Linked DNA regions of Homo sapiens: region 2 is linked to region 1. Evidence: read pairs that join two places in POLR2A ChIA-PET (ENCODE). Cell type or tissue: Caco-2. All regions are shown on one strand. Each heading gives the region's core, and the rest is flanking DNA. Links, peaks and the distances in the headings are about the cores only.

The links. ChIA-PET counts read pairs that join two places held together with the same protein. Peaks named below come from ENCODE experiments on the same cell type or tissue, not always from the same donor. Only the 100,000 strongest peaks of a DNase experiment are listed, where the experiment ranks them.
Region 2: POLR2A ChIA-PET joins it to region 1 with 8 read pairs; 2 of 35 experiments call an interaction of 5 or more read pairs at or near these places.

Annotation. Positions count from the first base shown.
Region 1 is chr17:82,264,373-82,271,936 of GRCh38, forward strand. CSNK1D (casein kinase 1 delta) reads right to left here. Exons shown (of 9, transcript NM_001893.6): 2 at 1,314-1,424. Among named protein-coding and RNA genes, the nearest start is that of CSNK1D, 5.5 kb to the right of the region's middle. RefSeq lists an enhancer at 1,313-2,044. In Caco-2, for the core only: no CTCF peak of the experiment used is centred there; a DNase peak (open chromatin) is centred at 3,399; H3K4me3 peaks cover 850 bases.
Region 2 is chr17:82,546,904-82,550,903 of GRCh38, forward strand. The region is part of intron 1 of FOXK2 (forkhead box K2); the gene reads left to right. Among named protein-coding and RNA genes, the nearest start is that of FOXK2, 29 kb to the left of the region's middle. In Caco-2, for the core only: no CTCF peak of the experiment used is centred there; no DNase peak of the experiment used is centred there.

The DNA of each region.
Region 1 (7,564 bases), core at 1,862-5,861:
CCCCGCAGAGAATACCCTCCTGCTCCATCAGCCCAACTGTTTGAAAGTCCAGGGAACTCGCAAGAGCTGGACTCTGAGGGGAGGACAGGAGCGCTCTGCTCCACACCTGGCCCACCGTGGAACACCAGGTACCTAAGGCCCTGGGCTGAGGGCTCGCAGAACTGGGACAGTAACTGAGCTGGAAGAGGTCATGATGGTCGCCAAGTTCAAAACCCTTGTTTTGCTCGGAGAAAACGAGCCCAGAGAGTATGAAGGGACTTCCCCCAAGCTATAAGCAAAGCATGCGAAGGAGCAGAGGCCTCACTCAGGGATCACACATCAGGAAGGCCCCACTGAGCAACACACGTGCCACTGGCAACAGCTCCAGTGACCACTGAGGGGCACACGACACCACGGGGAGCATGCATTGAAATTCACACAAAATCTTTTTTTTTTTTTTTTTTGAGACGGAGTCTCGCTCTTTCATCCAGGCTGGACTGCAGTGGCGCTATCTGGGCTCACTGCAAGCTCTGCCTCCCGGGTTCACGCCATTCTCCTGCCTCAGCCTCCCAAGTAGCTGGGACTACAGGCGCCCGCCACCACGAACGGCTAACTTTTTTTGTATTTTTAGTAGAGACGGGGTTTCACTGTGTTAGCCAGGATGGTCTCGAGCTCCTGACCTCGTGATCCGCCTGCCTCGGCCTCCCAAAGTGCTGGGATTACAGGTGTGAGCCACTGCGTCTGGCCTATTCACACACACTCTTGATTTCAGAAACCATGACCCAATATGAAGCAAAATTTAAACAAAAGGACAAGATGGTATAAGATTTTTTTTTTTTTTGGGGGGGACAGGGTCTCACTCTGTCGCCCAGGCTGGAGTGCAGTGGCGTGATCTCGGCTCACCGCAACCTCTGCCTCCCAGACTCAGGCGATTCTCCTGCCTCAGCCTCCCAAACAGCTGGGATTACAGGTGCACGCCATCACACTTGGCTAATTTTTGTATTTTTAGTAGAGACGGGGTTTCACTACGTTGGCCAGGCTAGTCTCAAACTACTGACCTCAAATGATCCACCCATCTTGGCCTCCCAAAGTGCTGGGATTCCAGGCGTGAGCCACCATGCCCGGCCCATAAGATGTTTCTTTGTGTTGAGGGAGGGTCTCTGGACCCAAGACTCTCTGAAGGAAGCTGTGACTGCTTTGTCAGGGTGTGGAGAACACTTCCCTCCCTTTTGCCCAGAACCAGTTTTGGGTTTATTTTAACCAGCAATGCTGAGTTGCTGTTCTCCCTTGTCAAACAGAACCCTGGTGTTGCTCTGTGACTGGTAAAGACCTACCTCCTCCCTGCATCATCTTGTAGATTTTGCTCTCAATGTGGAGCTGAGGGTGTTTGGTTTTGACACATTCAAGCTTGATGGCAACCTCTTCTCCTGCAGCAATGTCCGTACCTTGGCAAAGAAAGAAAACCACAACAGGAATTACCTGGTATCCACCAAATAACCCAACATGCTGGAGAAACAACAAGCACTATGTGTTTTCCATGAAGGACCAAGTGAGGGATGTGTTCTCCTTCCTAGCATAGTAAGGCGGGCTAATCGGCTGACACATCTCTGGGGGAAGTTATCCATATTCCCATTTTCACAACAGGACGAATTTGAACTGCACAGAAAGTTTATGTGGCTTCCATCACCCGCCCACCAGTCTTCAGGTGCTGCAGCTCCCTCTCCACAGTGGCCCTTCTGGTCTGCATCCTCCCATCAGCCCTGCCCAAGGCCCCTGCACTTGCCCGCCCCAGACAGCCTGTGGTAGAGCTCCACGGTGCCATTCCCTTTTCTCCATGCTGCCTGATAGGCCTCCGAGGGGGTGGTTTGAGTTTCCCCCTGAGGAAGGGCTAGGTTTTTACCCAATAGCCACAGTCCCAGTCCACCCAGGCCTGGCATCACAGGCAGCGGGAGTCATCTCTAGCCAACCTATTGCAGGCAAACACCCTCCACCAGGCGGAGGGAGGCCCTTCTCCCTTCCTGGGGACACAAAGCCAGAAGAATCGCCTGTTTTCAACGCCCTAAATGTACCACCTACCAACACGCACCGGTCACACATCTTTCATCAGTCTATGGCTAAAACCAATGACACATCTAATACCATGACGATCGGACTATGAGTTTGGAGGCAAAATTACACTTTTTATCTAGAAATGTTCCATCTCTGCTTTACTCCAATAAATGACAAATGTGACAACCACCATCCCTCTCAGGTTCACCCACAAATGCTCCTGAGTTTGAATCTGGCCCAAAGCCTTCCCCAAATCCACTGCATGAGGCATCCAAGGAGCTTTAACCGAACAGGAGAGAAAAAGAAGCTGCACACAGTACATACCCAGCTCTCTCCTCTTCCCTCACGAGTCCCTTCAGAGTATAAGACACTGGAATCGGCCGGGCGCGGTGGCTCACGCCTGTAATCCCAGCACTTTGGGAGGCCAAGGCGGGCGGATCACAAGGTCAGGAGATTGAGACCATCCTGGCTAACACGGTGAAACCCCATCTCTACTAAAAATACAAAAAATTAGCTGGGCATGGTGGTGGGTACCTGTGGTCCCAGCTACTTGGGAGCCTGAGGCAGGAGAATGGCGTGAACCTGGGAGGCGGAGCTTGCAGTGAGCCGAGATCGCGCCACTGCACTCCAGCCTGGGTGACAGAGCGAGACACCGTCTCAAAAAAAAAAAAAAAAAAAAAAGGACACTGGATCCTTCCCAACAGCGTGGCTATGTGGAAAAGAATTCACACTAGCTTCAGCAGCCCAGACAAAGCCCTGGGAGACTTCCTTCCCTGAGAGACTGTGGTGCTGGGCAAAGCAACTTGGCTAGTTCTTAGTGACTCGGTTTCTCTTGTCAATGGAGATCAGTGGTGAGGTCTGACGTCTGTTTCATGAGAGTTGTGGAGATGAATGGGTTAACAGTTTCTTTTACTGCTCTTTAAGATAAGGTTCCCTGATGAAAAGCAGAGTAAGGTCAAGTGAGCACTAGAGCAGTCTGCTGATATCCACACGTCCACTGAACACCCAGGAAGCCCCTCGTCTGCCCAGATGGCGGCATGAGATGTGCCACTTCCAGCCTGGGCCCCAAACCCCTTGCCACTGCTGCGTTCCACAGGAATCGCCACCACCGGGTCACCGCCAGTGACCATTCTAGATTTAAGAACGTCACTTACTATCAACAGAGACTCTTCAGAGTACTCGAGGTAACAAATTTTGTTCTTCCTGCCTACAGTTGGGACAGTCTATCCAATTACAAGAGAAATGACTTCATCGAAAAATGTACTGTGTAAATGAAAAACCACTCTGAGTTCCTCTAAGGACCTGGACTCTGAACTCAACTCGCCAGCCGGGAGGGAGGGTGACTCATCCCACTAGTTATGTCAGCAGCTCCCTGCACCCCCAAGCAGGCGCAGTGCAGCCTCGGACAGTACCGCCACCCTCGCCAGCTGGCAGCCCAGTGACCCCATGGCCTGGGGCCGATGGCTTGGGGCCACACAGTCTGCTGACTAGCATCTCTCACTCCACTTCTCTGTAGCTGATAAAGCTAATGTCTGCCAGTCACACCTGCAGCACTGACTGTCGTGGGGCAAAAGTCATCACCAGCCGCTCTGGCACACAACACGAATCACACCCTATCATGGGGCCGGGACCTCTCGCTGTGCAAGCACACAGATGTGCAAGCACACAGAGCCAGCCCTCCTGTGGAACCGACACCAAGGTCGCCCCGAGTCTCTACAGGGGAGTAGCTGGATGCAGGTCCTGTACACAGATGTGAGGATGGCAACTCTCTGGGGCCTGCAGCAGGGACCTCGTCACCTGCTGGGCAGAAGCATCAAGAAGCAGAACACCAAGGTCTGTGCATTCCAAAGGCACCACCTGCCTCAAGGTCGCTGAGCACTGCTCAGACCCCCTGGCCTGCAGCCCTGTCCCACCTCGCCCACCGGGGGCACCCCCACACTCTACCAGCCATGCTGCTGAAAGTCAGATCCTCAAGCTGCCATCAGTGCACAAGGCAGCACAGAGGCGCTCAGTAACTGTGGCTGCAATCTGGCATCGCTGCAGCATTTTGACCTTATACACAAGTTTTGGCATGCAACAGGTTGAAAATTACAAGCCTGGTTCTTCACCACAGGTTAAATCCGAGAAGCACTACTAGAAGGGGAATGAGAATTTGAAAGACCCTGAGCCCTGGGTGTCAGATTCAAAACAAACCAAAACCTGGTGACACGCAGATCACCAGGTTGTCTGGGTTGTCTGTTTATACAAAAGACATTCTGTCAACAAAACAAATTCAACTCTTCCCTGCAGCTCAACAATCCTGGTCTGCTGTGAGACAGGGCTTTCCTCAGTCCGTGTTTGGGTATCAGTTAATGTTAGTCCTACAAAAACAAAATTACGTCCCTCAAGTTCAGCAGCCAAAAGCAGATGGTGGCCGGGTGTGGTGGTTCACGCCTGTAATCCCAGCACTTTGGGAGGCTGAGGCTGATGGATCGCTTGAGGTCAGGCATTCGAGACCAGCCTGGCCCACATGGTGAAACCCCGTCCCTACTATAAATACAAAAAAAATTAGCCAGGCATGCTGGTGTGCGCCTCTAACCCCAGCTACTCAGGAGGTTGATGCGGAAGAACTGCTTGAACCCAGAAGGCAGGGGTTGCAGTGAGCTGAGATCGCGCCACTGCACCCCAGCCTAGGCAACAGAATGATACTTTGTCTTAAAAAAAAAAAAAAAAAAAAAAAGCAGATGGTGAGTTAAGCGAACCTAACCAGAGTGTGGCCCTGTCCTGGCACAGGAGGGTAATTCTGAATTACCAGCCTGGATGCTGGCAACTCCCATTAAGGATTGTCTTGTCAACAAAAAAAACAGGGAGACGCCTTGAGCAGCAGGACAAAGGTCAACTCGCAGGGCAGCGGTCAGCAGTACCACGACTTCTCATTACAGATGCTTGAGTTAAGGAGAGTCCAAGGTCAACAGAGGCTACAGCCCTAACACTGCAGTGAGGAGACCCCAGAAGCTACAGGAAGAACAGGTGGTCGCTCTCCTCTCATGGCTGGTCAGCATCTTGGGGCCCTATTGCATACCAGGCACCCTGCAGGCTGCCTCTTGAGAAATCAGTCAGTGAGGGGAAAAACGTGTGCTTCAGAGATGAAGCAGTTAGCTCCCAAAAGATGCTTGTGCACATTATGAAGTCAGTCCATCCAGGTAACAGGTGGACAAATGGAGGCCCTGACAAGCTGATGGTGCGATGGGATCAAGTACAGATGCCAACAGATTCATCTGTCCAGCCCACCAGCCAGGTAATCCAGTCCTGCCACTAACCTCCAGAACACACTACAGGTGAGAACAGAGGCAGGACCAGCTGGGCTCTCACTGCCTCTCTGCATGGGCCGCCTGCGGGGTGAACACAGCAGGCCTCTCCCTCTAGCCTAGCCCAGCTGAACAGTCCTCTTCCGCCAGACACCCCTGTGGTTCTGGGGCTGGGAACTCATGGTCCACATTAAGGACACTGGCTGTTTTCAAATGTTACCAAGTTTATTTCCAGTGGTACTCTGCCAGCATAAGTGAAAGAACTTCTGGTTTATGGCCACACCACATGGACACGGATGCGGAGGGCGGCACAGGGCCGGGGCCAGGTCACACAACAGGCTGCCAAGGTGTGCGCTCCACAGGTGTGTGTGGGCTGTGTCACCTTCCCAACCTGCCCTCCTGAAGGGCCTTGCGGATCTGGCAATCTCAGACTGAAGACAGATTGTTCTTTTTGGGGTCCCACTTTCCAAAGCCTGGGCATTCAAGAAATAGCCCCAAAATACTGCCCCCTTTGAAGGGGCAATTTTGGAACACGACAACCTGGCAGGGCCCTGCAGTGAGCACCCGCCCTCCAACTGTCACAGCAGGGTCGGGGCAGGCAGGCCCACACCACGCTTCTAGCCCACAGGCACTCCACTGAAGCACAGCCTTCCCCCCTTCCTGGTCTCAAACATCTGAAAGCACAGAAAGTCCCCGGTAGAAAAACAAGAACCCAAAAGCCAAGCTCAAAGCAAGGTGAACCCCACCTGGAGGATACCAAAGTGACAACAGTAGGAATGGTCTTAACGATACTCATACTAGAATATACACGACACACAGAGGTCAAGATGAAGACCTAGTTCCTCGATTTATGTGTAACTGGCTGCCCAAACAAAACTATGGTGGGGATGACCGATCCATCTCATAGTCTTCAGATCAGCCATCTTTGACTCTAACTGCCATTCTGCTCAGACCCACGCTTCTTTCAAACTGCCTTACTCCGGCTAACGTGACCACCTCGCCTTTCCTCCGTGGGGTCGTCTGAAAGGACCACAGTGTAGGCTAGGAGCCAATGCTGATGGGAAAAAAAAAAATCAGCTGTGCCTAACCCCACTCAAGTAACTGGACGTGTACCCTGATGGGTGGCTGTCTGGGACGGCTGTCTGGGGGCTCCAACCCCAGGGTGTCAGAGCCACAGCCGCCCGCAATCCCGTATCCAGCATGACTGTATGCCCAGCGCGAGGTGAGGCCTGGAGGGTAGAATGCTGAGTGAGGAGACAGCCTTCCACCCTCCACCTCTGGAATTACTTGGTGACAACCACACCAAAATTTGTCTTAATCTATCTTTGGAAAGCACAAAGTTGTTTGACAAGGTCTCAGATCAGAGAACAGATAGTTTCAAAGTACTTCTTATTTATTTATTTTTTGAGACAGAGTCTCACTCCATCGCCCAGGCTGCAGTGCAGTGGTGTGATCTTGGCTCACTGCAACCTCCGCCTCCCAGGTTCAAGCAATTCTCGTGCCTCAGCCTCCCAAGTAGCTGGAATTACAGGCAGCCACCACCACGCCTGGCCAATTTTTGTATTTTTAGTAGAGATGGGGTTTCGCCACTTTGGCCAGGCTGGTCTCCTGACCTCAAGCGACCCGCCCACCTCAGCTTCCCAAAGTGCTGGGATTACAGGCGTGAGCCACCACACCCGGCCCAAAATACTCCTTTTTGATGCCTGCCTAAAGGTGGCTAATGGACTGGCTTTGCAGTGTAACTCAGATCCTGGGGTTAAAACTTTCGCCAAAATCCATTGTTCTATAAATAAGCCAAACGACTTCCATTGACCAAGCACTCTGACTTCCCAAACACTGCCAAGAACACATCCAGCTGACCACCTGGTATAAATGTTTAATAGCCAAACCCAAATGTCTAAAGCCTGCTTACTCAGCAGTCCACTAAGGCATATGTACAGGTTCAAAAGCAACAATATGGCATGTGACAGGGTCACCTGGCAGGTTAACCAGGCACCGAAAGTATGAGCCACCCATATGTGTGGATTCGTCCTAACGCTGTCAGCCCACCGGGTCCTGAGTCCTCTCTCTGGTGACAAGTGGGAAGGGTGTGAGAACTGGAGACTGTCCACATGTGGCTTCATCTAAAAGGTATGACCAGAGGCATTACTGACATCCCAGGGGATTCCTGACCCTAGCTGACAGGTGCCCCAGTTAAAACACACCCCAAAGCTAGGGCTGCTGGAACAGAAAACAGCTCCCCTCAAAGG
Region 2 (4,000 bases), core at 1-4,000, 280 kb after region 1:
CCGTCTCTACTAAAAATACCAAAATTAGTCGGGCGTGGTGGTGGGTGCCTGTAGTCCCAGCTACTCTGGAGGCTGAGGTGGGAGAATCACTTGAACCCGGGAGGTGGAGGTCACAGTGAGCCGAGATGGCACCACTGCACTCCAACCTGGGCGACAGGAGCAAAAACTCCATCAAAAAAAAAAAAAAAGGAAGGAGAAAGAAAGAAAGAATACACTGATCTCTCTTATAGTGTATACTGTCTATTACTACTGATTTTAAAGCTACAACCTTAAGCATCATACTCCCTGTGTTTAGAATATTCAGGGTGTAGTATTGTGGTTCACATTGTAGTATTGTGGTTCTCCATTGTGGTTCCCCGGAAGTGATCAAGGTGATACTTTACATTCAGGGTGTCCAGTCTTTAGGCTTTCCTGGGCCACATTGGAAAAAGTATTGTCTACACTAACAAGAGCTGGTAAGCTGAAAAAATCACAAAAATCATAATGTTTTAAGAAAGTTTATGAATTTGTATTGGGCCACATTCAAAGCCATCCTGGGCTGCATGCAGCCCACGGGCCGTGGGTTGGACAAGCTTGTTTTAAGAGTTTAGGAAGAAAAATAATACTTCTGGTTATTTTTTTCATCCTGCTTAGTTGCTATTTTTCTGTTTTACAGTGTGCAATACTGTAATATAATTTATACATATATTAATATATTGTTGCCAGCTTATTTTTACTTTAAACTTTTTTTTGAGGAATATTTCACATAAAACAAACTTAAGGGTACCTTTCAAAGAGTTTTGACAGCTGTATACACCATGTAGCCGAAATCACAATCAAAATAATAGATCCAGATATTACCCCTCACCCCAAACCTTCCTCTTGCCCCTTGGCAGTCAGCCTCATCCCCCTGGAGAGTCCCAGACACTCAACTCTGTGCCTCCCCTCCCGTAGAAGTGTTTTCTTCCAGGGTTTCATAAACATGGAATCATGTAGAATATACTGGTGTTTGGCTCGCTCTTATTCACATGGTATATTTGAGGTTCATCAGTGTTACTTGTGTGGGCAGTTTTCCTTTGCGATTGCTGGGCGGCAGCTGAGTGGATTCTCTTCTATGGATGTACCCCCATTTGTGGATCCATTCACCTACGGCTGACTGTCTAGACAGTGTCCAGTCTGGGCTGCTGTGCATCACGCTGCTGTGAACGTCTGTGTAGGAGTCACATTTGTGTGAACTGGTGCTCTCACTTCTCTTGGCAGATAACTACAAGTACGAGTGGTGGGGCCAGGTGGTCAGTGTGCATTTATTTCACAGAAAAGCTGACCCACTTTTCCAGAGCAGTTGCACCAGTTTGTATTCTTGCTGGCAGTATGTGACAGCTAGTTGCTCCATATCCTTGTCAGCACTTGGTTTTGTCAGTCTTCTTATATTAGCCATTATCTGGGTGTGTAGTGGTATGTCAGTATGTGTATTTTTTTTTAATACTTTGGATCATTTACATCAACCGTGGTTTAATTTGCCTTGCTGTTGAGCATCTCTACATGTGCTTTTGGCCATTTCTATGTCATCTGTAGTGAATGACCATTTTTAATGGGTTGTTTACCTTCTTACTGAATATTAAGCTTTGTTTATATACCCTGAACAGAAGTCCTTTGTGAGATAGGTGTATTGTGAATATTTTCTCCCATTCCATCCTTTGCCCTGTTTGTTGATACTGTATTTCATATATTCAAATATTGATTTCTACTTAATTTTTCACTTAGAGGTGTACAGTCAAAAGCATTTGGAGGCTACTGCTCAGCTGAATTAGCAGAAGGAATTGCTGTGGACTGAATAGAGGAAGGAAAGGACCCAGGCGCTGTCCCACAGCCTCTCCCGTGACCTCACCCTGGGGGAGGCATGGGTGTTTGGCAGAGAGCCCTTTTTGGTTTTACGTGAATGTCATTTGGGCGGGTGTGGGGTAGAATGATCTCAAGAGCATTCTCACCTCCGAGGAGCGGTTGCGTCTCGATGCATCGGCACAGGAGGGCTGTGCACTTTCCACTGCCACCACCCGTGAGACCTCCAGAGAGCCTGACCCTGCCATCTGCACTAAGATCCCCAGCTGTTGTCTGGTGATCCAGATGAGAGGACCAGCGTGATAGTTTCTCACAGCAGCCTCTGGCAGGACCTGGAGTGGAAATCTTCCTTAGTCTAAAACACATCCCGAATGACTGAACATTATAGGAGAATGTGTCTTTGTTTTACGAGGCCACTTGAAGTCCACCTCCCTCCTCTTCTGGGTGTGGCCCTTGCCTGTAGCTCCGAGTGTGAGGATCTTAAGTGTGAGGGTGTGTGCTCCTGAGCCAGCCTTTACCCCAACACCAAGTTGCCACACCGAACTGCAGACCTGGCAGCCCTGTCCAGCAACTTCCTTATCACAGTTACAGTGCAGCAAATGGGAGAGGGGCCAAAACCCCCAAAATTATTCTCCTTATTACAGTTACAGTACAGCAAATGGGAGAGGGGGGCCAAACCCCCAAAATTATTCTCCTTATTACAGTTACAGTACAGCAAATGGGAGAGGGGCCAAAACCCCCAAAATTATTCTCCTTATTACAGTTACAGTGCAGCAAATGGGAGAGGGGGGCCAAAACCCCAAAATTATTCTCCTTATTACAGTTGCAGTGCAGCAAATGGGAGATGGGGGGCAAAACCCCCCAAATTACTCTCCTTATTACAGTTGCAGTGCAGCAAATGGGAGATGGGGGCCAAAACCCCCCAAATTACTCTCCAAGCCAAAGGAAAACTCTGGATGCTCGATAGCCACTTACAGAGCTGCTCATCACATGCGTTGTTGGAACACCTAACACTAGCCTCCTGGTTATGAATGTTTCTGGAATCGAGCCTCCCTGATATGTGCCTACAGAAGCGGATCTGCCTGAGGACATCCGCCATTTCCTAATATTTATACCTTAGAATATAGAGCCAGCTTCATAACATGTGGGGTCCAGTGCAGAATGAAAACATGGGACCTGTAGTTGAGAAAGCAGGAAAAGGCCGGGCCCAGTGGCTCATGCCTGTAATGCCAGCACTTTGGGAGATTGAGGTGGGTGCATCACTTGAGCCCAGGAATTTGAGACCAGCTTCAGAAATACAGTGAGACCCCCATCTCTACAAAAACAAAACAGGCAGGTGTGGTGGTACGTGCCTGTAGTCCCAGCTATTCAGGAGGCTGAGGCGGGAGGATTGCTTCAGCCTGGGCTTGCAGTGAGCCATGATTGTGCCACTGCCTTCCAGCCTGGGCGACACTGCAAGACCTTGTCTCTAAACAAACACACACACACACACACAAAGAGCTTCTTTATGTCTTCTGTGGATTCCTGGCCTGCCATAGTGTTTTTAATTTGCCACTTGACTTCAAGCTTTCCCAGGAATACGTGTCTGAAGCAAGGCACCCCTGTTCACACCCCACCAGGGACATTGGACAGTTGTGGGGGAAGAAGGGGGTGCAGGAGCAAGATGGGCTGTGTCCCATTGAACTTCACTACAGAACACCAATTTAAAGATAAATGATTAGGGATTTCAAGATGTTGGCAGTAAGGCATTAAACTCCATGCCTGGCCCTTCTGAGGCGGGCTTTTTTTTTTTTTTTTTTGAGATGGAGTCTTGCTCTGTCCCCCAGGCGGGAGTGCAGTGGCGCAATCTCGGCTCACTACAAGCTCCGCCTCCCGGGTTCACGCCATTCTCCTGCCTCAGCCTCCCGAGTAGCTGGGACTACAGGCGCCCGCCACCACGCCCGGCTAATTTTTGTTGTATTTTTTAATAGAGACAGGGTTTCACCATGTTAGCCAGGATGGTCTCGATCTTCTGACCTTGTGATCCGCCTGCCTCAGCCTCCCAAAGTGCTGGGATGACAGGTGTGGGCCACGGCGCCGGCCCTGAGGTGGGCTTTGTGCAGCTGTGCTGGCCACACAAGCCTGAAACCGGCCTTGTCTGTATGGAAAAGTTCTGTGTCAAAACTAGGTGGTTTCTAAGTCA